Linked DNA regions of Homo sapiens: region 1 is linked to region 2. The links are chromatin contacts, found by Hi-C or POLR2A ChIA-PET in ENCODE. All regions are on one chromosome and are shown on one strand. Each heading gives the region's core, a stretch centred on a gene start or an enhancer-like site at or near the end of the contact. The rest is flanking DNA. Distances are from core to core; before and after follow the strand shown.

Region 1 (5,030 bases), core at 1,865-4,364, 98 kb after region 2:
TACCTGAGCCAACTCAGATCACAAAGCCACACCATGATCCCTGAGTCACTGCTTGGAGGACCACTGCCATGGAGCCACCCCGTTCTCGACAGACTTTGCACACCTGAGAAACACACTTGTATTCAGTTATTGGAATTTGAGGACTATTTGTTATAACAGCTAGCATGAATTACTATAACTAATACAAAAGAGAAACTGGAAAGGGTGGTCAAAATGTATCCACAGTCCTTTCCACAGCCGCTGGGCTGAGCTACAGGAAGTGGAAGCTGTGGTTATTCCACCCCTGTAACTGCTGTCCCCAGGTCCTGAGATAATGTCCACCTGTTCTTTGAGATAATGTCACCCAGATCTCCAGATCTTAAGGACCCATCTGGAATGTGGCCCCCTCCACTGTAGAACCCACATGGTTGCCACGGTTTTGCCTCATCGCGGGCACATTAACAGGTAAGGCCTGCGCGATTTTGCTGAGGAAAATGCAGCTCCCTTCAAGGTTGCCTGTGAGCTTAGGCAGTGAAAAGTTGTCTTAATAGAAAAAGTAGACCAGGTAGGACAGAGGAAGATTTGTGCCTGATTGCAAGAAAGCCACCCTATCTGCCATGGGTGAAGAAGGAGGGGAGAGCGATGACTTTACCTCTTCCGCTTGTTTTGCTAAATTGGTTTGACAGAGTTTCAGCAACAGCTTCAACTCCAGAGAAGCTACTCCAGAATGGCAAATTTGGTTTTCAGGCTCCAGTTATAGAGGCATGACCCCTGATCATCCAGATAGACAGAGAGAACCTTAACTTGGTTAAATAGATACTGTAAAGGATATAGATTAAACTGGCTTCCATCAAAAAATGTCCATCTTCTTTGCCCCCTAAAAGAAAGAAACAAAATAAATAAATAATAAGAAGACAAGGGCCAGGCATGATGGCTCATGCTGGTAATTCCAACATTTTGGGAGGCTGAGGCAGGAGGATCACTTGAGCCCAGGAGTTTGAGACCAGCCTGGGCAACATAGCAAGACCACATCTCCACAAAAATAAAAATAAAAACAAAAATTAGCTGGATGTGGTGGTGCATGCCTCTAGTCTCAGCTGCTCAGAAAGCTGAGGCAGGAGGATCACGTGAGTCTAGAAATTTGACACTACAGTGAGCTATAATCGCGCCACTGTACTTCAGACTGGATGACAGAGTAAGACCCTGTCTCTCAAAAAAAGTTTTTTTTTCAAAGACAAGGAAGGAGCAGAGGAGGAGAAAGAAGAGATGAATGACCCTCCTTATTTGACACAAATGCAGAAAGATACACAGTTGACCATTGAGCACTGTCGGAGTTATGAGTGGTGATCCCTTGAGCCGCCAAAAATTCACACAGAACTTTCAACTCCTTAAAAACCTAACTACTAATAGCCTACTTTTGACTGGAAACCAAGAAGATAAGCAGTTGATTGACACATATTTTGTATGTCTTATGTATTACATACTGTATTCTTACAATAAAGTAAACTAGAGAAAATAAAATGTTACTAAGAAAATCATAAGGAAGAGAAAATACATTTACTAGTCTATAAGTGAAAGCAGACCATCCTAAAGACCTCATTGTCTTCATGTGGAGTAGGACGAGGAGGACGAGGAGGAGGAGGGGTTAGCCTCGCTCTCTCTGGGGGCAGAGATGGAAGGAAAACCATGTACAAGTGGACTCGCGCAGTTCAAACCCGCGTTGCTCAAGAGCCACCTGCATGTTTTGCGATCCCAGGATCCAGTTTCCATTATCTGGAAAGAGTTCTAGCACTTCTGAGTCCCATTGTCCCTTGCTCAGGCAGCATTTGTGGATTAATTTCTCATCCTCAGCATGATGATGTTGGGTGCCCTGTGGTTTGACCCCTCAGCTCACCCATTCAGGTGGGAAGAACTTTTCTTTCTGCTTATTTAGCACAGGCGGGTAGGAAACTAACATCAGTCTTTTTCAGGTGGCCACTGCCCCCGGCCAGAGTGAACAGGACCAGGGACTCTCTGGGGGGTCTGGCAGGAACCATGGCTGTGGCTGAGGAAGCACTCTGGTATGTATCAAGTGCAGCGTGTGTCCTGACTCGTGAGGCTGCCCCAGATCCAATGCATAAAAGGGAGAATCCAGTTGGCCCCACTGTAGTAACATGCCTACCGCTTGGCCAGGGAGAGCAGGGCGCCTTGATTGACAGTCTACCATGCGGGTGAGCTAATTCCCTGGAATGCACAGGACGGGGATGAGGTCATTTCCTGGAAAGGAAATGGGGTGCTATTAGCATGAACGGGGAGCAGCAAAAACAACAAATGTCCATTCTACCTCCTTTCTAAGTTCATAGATTTGATTTTAGCCCAAGACTCCTGGAGACTGATGCTTTCATTCAAAGGCTTGGCATCCATGGAAAGGTGGAAAAGCATGCCCTGGTTGGGTGGTAAAGAGAGAACACCACTCCATGCAGCGTCCTGACACTGGAAACTGATGACTGACCTGGATGCTCATTTCCTCCTGTGAAATTATTCCTCTCCTATTTCAGAAATGAGGAAGGTGGGGCAAAGATGAGAAAACTGCCCAACATCATCAGCTAAGCAGAAACCCGCCATGCGTCCGAGATCTCTGTCTTAAGGCTCAACCTCCCGACCCCAAGCATCCCTCTCGGTCAACTTCCCCTGCTGACAGGAGGGTCCTGGGGGGCTGAGGGCCTCACCACCACTGGAACCATTTCTGAAAGCACGCATCCTCCTGGGGTAGGGGCATGGGGCGTGGCTGTAGGCTTGACTTGAGGCTGACTGTTCCTGTCAAGGCTGGGGAGGGAGGGGACCAGGAAGGGGGTCAGGAACGGGAAGGAACACAACGTGACAGATTTCAAAAGGTGACAATATTTTCCTGAAAATATAGTGTCTATGTGCAGTAGGTTTCGATATAACTAACCTTCTCTCTTGAGTTTGAGCTGGGAATTGATTTTTTTTTTTTTTTTACAGGAAAAGGAAATGCATGGGTGTGGAGCTGCCAGCAGCGAGGGAAGTTCCCAGGCGACTTGTCATGATGCAATTTATAGACCCAAGTCTCAGAAAGGCTGTGGCGGGCTGAGGAGAGGGTGTGATTTGCTGACAGTGGAGCCTGGCACCTGGCACCCATCCACGCCGCTGAGCTCAGCATGCACGTGTGTCGCCGGGACACGACGGCATCAGGGCCATTGAAGTGAAAAGGGCAGAAGGCAAATGCACTCATCCAGAGCGGACATAAAAAAGGAACCCGGAAAGCAACAGAGAGGGGAAGGGGAGCTGGCTCCAGGGTGAGGGGCCTCCCACGACCTCTCCGAGACCTGACTTGCCGCAGCTAATTGAACCTGCCCTCCGCTCCTGAAACACACATAGCATGGATGCTGGCAAGGTCTTCCTGCCCAAGAGAAGAACGTCCCTTTCGCTGTCAGTCCAGCTCTTCTGGGAAGTGGACAAATGGACCTCAAGGGACAGAATCAAATAACTTGACTCCCACCCTGTCCCCGAGGCTTTCCCCAGAGCCACAGAGACCAGAGGAAGCGGCTGGAAGACTCTGCGAGAGCCCATTAGGCAGCAAGTCCTGACAGTCCACATGGCGTCCCGGCCTAGGGCCGCAGCGGTGTTTACAGAGCCCGGGGGCCCTGCCAGAGCTAACATGCCACACGCTCGGCCCATCTGGGCAGGCTGGAAAAAGTCAACCATTTTCCTCTGGATCCCGATGGCTGTGGCTCAAAACATTCCGCACAGCTACATTTGCTTCCCTCCCCTCACATCTCTTCAGAAAACCCACACATCTGTATACACACTTGAAAATAAATAAGCATAAATGCAGAATCCACACTGAAGGTGGGGGGCAGGACAGGCCTCGGGGGCTCCTCTCTGCACGGACCCTGCCTGAAGCTGCTCTCCTGCCCCAGGACAGCCCACCCCGGGCAGGCTCCAACTGCAGCATTTTCTAGAAGTGTGAGAACTCTTACCAACGTGCTACCTGGCTCTGTGGCTCCCCAGTCAACACAAACACAATTTTGAGGTCTGCAGTTCAAATTTGCTTCCCCTACAAGCTTCTGAGCTGGGTTCATAGGGCAAAAAGGCCCGAGTTTCTTTTCAAGTCAATTGGAAACCCTCCAAGCCAAGACCCGTCCCCATACACCAACTTTACCAAGGTTTTCCTTCTCACTAACACAACAAAAGATAAAGCCTCTGCTCTGCTCTTTTTGAGCTTATTCTTGTCCATTTTTCAAACTCGGCCTCGTTGTTTTGATCCTCTTGGATCCTGGGGATTGAAAGTGCCACCTGATTTCTGGAAGCCTGGGGGTGCACGGGTGGTCCTGTCCTCTTAGCATGCTGTGGGGCAAGGGAAGGCAGTTGGGGTTTGAAGCCAGGCTAATTCAGGGTGCCGCTGAACAACAGCCACCACAGAGAAAGCAGAGAGCCATGCACACACACTCGCCAGGGGCCAGCAAAGGGTGCTGCCATCTGCAGCTGCATTGTTGACCGTCACATAGCTGCTTCTCACACTTGGGTGTCTACAAAATGGCCACGATATCAGTTGCTATGGTAATGGGCATCCTGGTGAGTGTGCCAGGAGCCAGCCTTTTGCCCCTAAAACCTCAGCCTCCAGTAGGCAACTGGCTGGGCCCTCCTCTGACTGGCAGACATCTTTCTCCTGTCGAAGTGCAGCTCCCAGCACCTCCTCTGCAAAGCTCCCTCACCCCGGTACATCCAATCACCCCTCAGGATTTGAAAACCCATTTTCTCCCTCACAGTTTTAAGATGACATTTTTAAAAACTTTTATTGTGAGTTTAAATAGTTGCAGAGAATGTCATTTCCTTACTATTGTAAATATTAGCATTTTAAAATAAAACCATTACATCACTCTTTTAAACTCTGCCAATGGAACTAAGTAGCGGAGCAATTCTGTACCCACAATGACCAATTTTTAAAATACATGAAAAGTCTTCTTTATTTGCTTCTTGTTCCATTTTCTCCTTGAACTCATATTTCCATTCCATTTACTCCTCGTACTTCTTAGCAATTGTCATTTGCT
Region 2 (5,356 bases), core at 1,665-4,164:
AGACAAAATGTCACCCATCTACTCTGGCCTAGCTCAGCCAGAACTGCCATTACTCAAAACTAGCTTCATCTACTTACACAAAATGCAATATATGCAAAAAGAGAGAAGCACTTCAGAAGAAATGCCCCTGTTTCTCTAGTGTTTATTTCAACAATAAATATCAGTGCTACCAAGCTAGATCTCATGAGGAAAAGCTGTAAACACAAATGGTTGCAAAGGTGTCCTTTGAGAAGATTGAGAGCTCGGAGTAGAGCTGGCAGAAAAAGGAGGAGGAGGAGGAGGATGAGACCAGGAAGAGGAAAGAGAAGGGGGGTGGGGAGAAGTGGAGGATCTGAGGATATAGGGGCCCAGGCTGGATTCCTGCAAGGGAGCTGAACTGATCTTGAGACCTTCCAAAGCTCTAGCACCTCACCTCCTGCACCAACAGCAGCATCATGTGGGAGCTTGATAGAAATGTAGACTCTGAGGCCTCGCCCAAGACCTACTGGATCAGAATCTCCACAAAACCACCAGGTTATTCATATGCCCATTAAAGTTAGAGAGACACTAACCTTGTATTTTGTCCAAAGCCCATGGCTATTTTGGAATTATTTAGACAAGATTGAGACTGTCTCCCATCTCTCTTTAGTGACCCCTAGTGGTAAACCCAAAAGGAACAAGATCTATATTACAGGATGACTGAATTTTGGTCTCCAACCTAAACCAACAACTGTCCAACCTTCAGCCGGTTGACCTATCCAAGGTCCAAGCACTTGGAAGATTAGGATCCTAGTTGGCCATCCTGGTTTAGAAAATCTTATGTAGTCCAATCCAAGCTGGAGTGTTTTTCTGCATATTGCTGCTGTTGGAACTCAAAGACAATGTTCCTGAGTGAGATTATTCTCTGTGTCTGAAAAACACTGATCCAGGTAACTTGGGATCTCTTGATAGAAGACATATCAAGATGGGCTATTACTCATGTTACTAAGTATACCTCATGTGCTTCCTCTCGGACTAGCCCTCATTGAGAAAGCTTTAGCTAAAAAAAGAAAAAAAAAGTGATGTTTCCTTGTTGCAGGCTGCTCAGGGTTCAACTGGACTTTCAATTTATATTGGGGTTTGAGTTTTGTAAGAAAAGTGGAAAAATTCAGGGCATTGTAGAGGTGAAAGAACTACCCTAGACATCATTTAGAACACTACCCAAAGTGTGTTTCACCTGTAGAATATTACTAGAAGTTACAAATAAGGGTTCCAGAGTCAAACTAGTTTGAGAAACACTGGATTGAACAAAGTTGGAAAGTTTGTTTTTTTACTGCAGGACATCTCAGGACTTTTATTCAGGTGCCTTGTAAATTCCTCGAGTTATTCTCTCATAGAAAACACACACACTTTTTTTGGACTCCTGGGGAAATATGATCTACGGAGCCTCAGGGCTGTGAAATATCTCAGTATCTCACCCCCAGTCATTCTTAGAGCAGCACCCAAGCCCCCTGATCCTCCATCCGTTTCTCTGCGTGCTGTGTTATGCTGCACCGTAAAATTGATTCCCATTCTTTTCAACTCTGGTCTTATCCGTCAACCCATCCACCATTTTGTGCTCTATGGATAAATGTAGCAATGTGCAGGAGGAAAAGCAGGAATAAAAGAAGGGGAAGGATAAATTAGAGGAAAAAAGAAGAGAAGGTACAAGGAGAACTTTGCACTCATGTAGAAGTGGGAACTTGAAAATAAAACAACAAAATGGTGACCTGATTGTCTTCCATGCTTTCCTTATCAAGCAGAGAACTGGTGAATTGGTCACAGTGATCATTCACATCGGACCATTAATGCGCTGGCTCAAGTGGTCCAAATTACTACCCCATGTTGATGGACACATAACACCCATTCCTTCAATTAGTGGGCAGGTTACAGACAGCTTCCATATACATCCCCGCTGGGCTCTTCACGACTCTTGGCAGTGTGTCTTTAGTGGTGGGGTCTGTGCTCTTCAAAGGGAGTCCATCTACCATAAGCATTTTCCAGGGGAACGTTTGGTTATTGAAAACACCATGTTGTCTGGCATTTATGCCTTTTCCACCAAATGATTTTGGGTTTGCCCCACTGGGGGCTGGATTATTCCATTGTCAACCTATGTGGTTCTAGGTTCGAGTTGGCAAAAGTGACTCTGCATGATATTTAGGAGGCAGAAGAGAAACCACAGCCACTATGTCCTGAAGGTCATTGTTGAGTGTGGGGCCAGAAGTGCTAGAGAGTTCCAGTGTGTCCTCACCCCTTCCCACTCCATACCCAGCTGTCCTTCCAACCAGCAGCGCTGCTGCCCAATGGTAATGCCAGCCCCCCACCAGAGGCACTGCTGTGGCCTGACACAGGCAGTAGCTTCAAAGAGCCAATGACCTTTGGACTGATATCAACCCCTTGTCAACTTCTCAGTGCAGATGCTCCATGTGCTTCGATTCAAGACTTCCTGCAAACTCTGACTCAGTCACCAGCACCAGGGCTGCCTAATGACTTTTCTCCAAATATTAAACGCCCATTTTCAGGCGCTTGCTTCCTTCCCCATCTTTGCCCACAAGGTCTAATATCTATATTAAATGTTTAGTTCTAAAATATTCATAGTGAGTCTGCTTCTCTGAGCCCTGTCTGATACACCTATGAACTCTGGCTGTTATGTTCTTCTGCTCACAGTCTGGGGTTTCCTGTTGAGACATCCTAATATCGGATTCTGGTTGTACCTCACTCGGCTTTCCTTTGGGCAGATGGTGCCCAGAGTGAAAGAAGCGTTCACTGCTCTTTGAACTACTGCTCTTTTATCTTTATTTCCCTTTACTTTTGCTTTGATCCTCCTGTCCAGGAAGTGGCATCTTTAGACACCGCTTCCTGCCACAAGCCCAAGACTTACTCTATTTCTCACTCTCTCACCAGTGTTTGACAAAGGTTGCTAGTCATAAAGAAAGCAGGTCACTGAATGCTATATTTATACTACTACAGAATTTAAGGCAGTATGAAGAAGGCTTTGCTTTATGTGGCTGGAAACTTAAAGTCTGGGTTTGTAGTGGAAATAAAGATAAAAGAGCAGTAGTTCAAAGAGCAGTGATCTTTCTTGTTGGAGCCATGAGAACAATTAATTATAGGTTGTAGGTTAGCCTGGTTTGGGTGCTAATTTCTAGCTCATAGTCATATGTGAACGCTTCTTTTCAATCTCAGTACGGTGGCGGAATGCTAGTTTCTAAACATCCTTGGGATGATCATATGGTCATAAAATCCTTGGCAATAAATAAGTGCTCTGATCTTTTTAGAGTTAATGCACTGTATACAATGTGTTTTAAAGGAGGGGGGATATGGGATGTTTTATTAGTGCAATGTTTCTGGGCGTGTACTTTTGACTTTCTATTGGCAGTGCTGTAGGGGTAGAAGTTAACTGGTAAAAAACCAATAGCAACATAAAGTAATTCTTGTCAGAGAATCATGGAAATGATTCCAGCTCATTACAATGCAAACGGATTTGACCTGGTAGAGATTAAATTTATTTTCATCTAATAGAAAAGCTAACCCCCAAACATTACAGTTTATTACTGTCTAGAATGTTAATCAGTTTACATTTGTTGGCAAGTTTATTTCAGCATTCTTTTGACTGACCATATAAATCTGTTTCTTTCAATAATTTCAACTTTTATTTTAGATTCAGGGGTACACATGCAGGTTTGTTACATGGGTATATTGCATGACACTGAGGTTTGGGGTGTGAATGGTCCCATCACCCAGGTAGTGAGCATAGTACCCCATAGGCAGTTTTTCAGTCCTTGCCCCACTCCCTCTCTCCCGCCTCTAGTAGTCTCCAGTGTTTACATCTGTTCTTCAAATTCTCTTTTGAACCAGTCTTAACATTTTACTGGTTCCCTCATCAATTAATGAGTCACATACAATTTTGACATGGATATGATTTCTATATCTTTGAGAGTCATGTTTTTAACTTTTTTTTTGAGATGGAGTCTCGCTCTGTCATCCAGGCTGGAGTGCAGTGGCGTGATCTCGGCTCACTGCAACCTCCACCTCCCAGGTTCAAGCGATTCTCCTGCCTCAGCCTGCCGAGTAGCTGGGATTACAGGTGCCTGCTGCCACACCCAGCTAATTTTTGTATTTTTAGTAGAGACAGAGTTTCACCATATTGACCAGGCTGGTCTCAAACTCCTAACCTCAGGTGATCCACCCGCCTCGGCCTCCCAAAGTATTGAGATTACAGGCGTGAGCCACCGTGCCTGGCCTTTAACTTTTTGAAAAGCTCGTTTCATTCACATTTGTTTGTTGTTATTTATGTGATGTTAAGACAACTGAACTTGAGGTTTCAGCTATAAACCCAGTTTCAAAGTACAGCTCCCCTAGTCTTAACTTCTCTTCATATACACTCGGAAACATTTGGATGTCTTAGCACCTAGTATGCCTCGATATTCTAAGCACTATAACACACACCTGGAGAGGTGGGAGGCCCACCTGTACAGGCTAGACCATCCATCTGGGCTTGGCTCTCCTGACACTGATGAGGTCATGCAGAAACTCCTGGGATTTGGAGCACCAAATCTCTCAGTTCTTCCTTTAGGATACAATGGTAAGAAGAGGGGACCGGGCAACCACTGTTGACTTATTAAAGTGGAACCAATGGTTAAGAAGTAGCACAGGATTTATATTATCAAAACAGATAAAGAAAATAAACAAATCAAGCACACAATTGCACAAGGGAACTAAAACCATGAAGATTCATTCCTAATTTCTCTCTTTGCCTGTCTAATGGATCTTATTATCCAGTTCTTTACCAGACTTACTTATGATCGGGCATTGTCCAGTCTTTCTACGGAGGTCCCTTGAGGTGGAGGGATCTTCCACAGTGCCTCACATCCCAGTTTTCTTGCAGTCTCTGCCCCTCCCTTCTTCCACATCCCTGAAGGTGACCTGCTCTTTCTCTATTGTCTGGAAAGTTCAGCATGTGTGTACACATGCACAAGCATAGGCACACACAAACACAGAAACAAACACACACCCCTCCATGATTCCTGCTCATCCTTCAGCTCAGACAGCATTTCTCAAGGAAGCTTTTGAGGCCACTCCAGCCCAGAGCAGGCCTTCCTGTTTTACACCGCACAGACTCGCTGCTTTTCCTTCTGAGCTCTTGTATGTGATCATTTGTCTGTCTCCCCCATTGTCAATAAAATCCGGGATCATTGTATCACTACTGTATTCCCAGACCTGGCAGGATGCCTGGCACATAGAAGGTGTTCTTGAATGAATTAATAAGAACTCAATGCCTGTTTGTTACAGTGATGAATAGATGGCTGTTTGGTCTGTTATGGTCCCAAAAAGCAAAAGAAGCTGTTAAAATAGTGTG

What was found. Hi-C counts contacts between places; a loop is a spot of excess contacts on that map. ChIA-PET counts read pairs that join two places held with the same protein, here RNA polymerase II (POLR2A). Pooled maps may share reads with other maps.
Region 1: a loop to region 2 is called in a pooled map, with 11 times the contacts of the local background. The contact joins two enhancer-like sites. A Hi-C loop is called at or near these places in 1 of 168 maps with a recorded cell type or tissue (naive thymus-derived CD4-positive, alpha-beta T cell) and 7 of 50 pooled maps. POLR2A ChIA-PET finds 5 or more read pairs at or near these places in 2 of 52 experiments (A549 and activated CD4-positive, alpha-beta T cell).

What each region holds. Positions count from the first base shown.
Region 1 is chr9:95,625,109-95,630,138 of GRCh38, reverse strand. No RefSeq gene overlaps it. Among named protein-coding and RNA genes, the nearest start is that of PTCH1, 120 kb to the right of the region's middle. RefSeq lists enhancers at 2,058-2,352, 1,825-3,024, 2,877-3,556. Within about 2 kb of position 3,114, at least 7 of the 41 ENCODE cell types and tissues checked have a DNase peak (open chromatin) inside an H3K27ac peak, as active enhancers do.
Region 2 is chr9:95,722,234-95,727,589 of GRCh38, reverse strand. No RefSeq gene overlaps it. Among named protein-coding and RNA genes, the nearest start is that of ERCC6L2, 150 kb to the left of the region's middle. RefSeq lists an enhancer at 3,006-3,105. Within about 2 kb of position 2,914, at least 3 of the 41 ENCODE cell types and tissues checked have a DNase peak (open chromatin) inside an H3K27ac peak, as active enhancers do.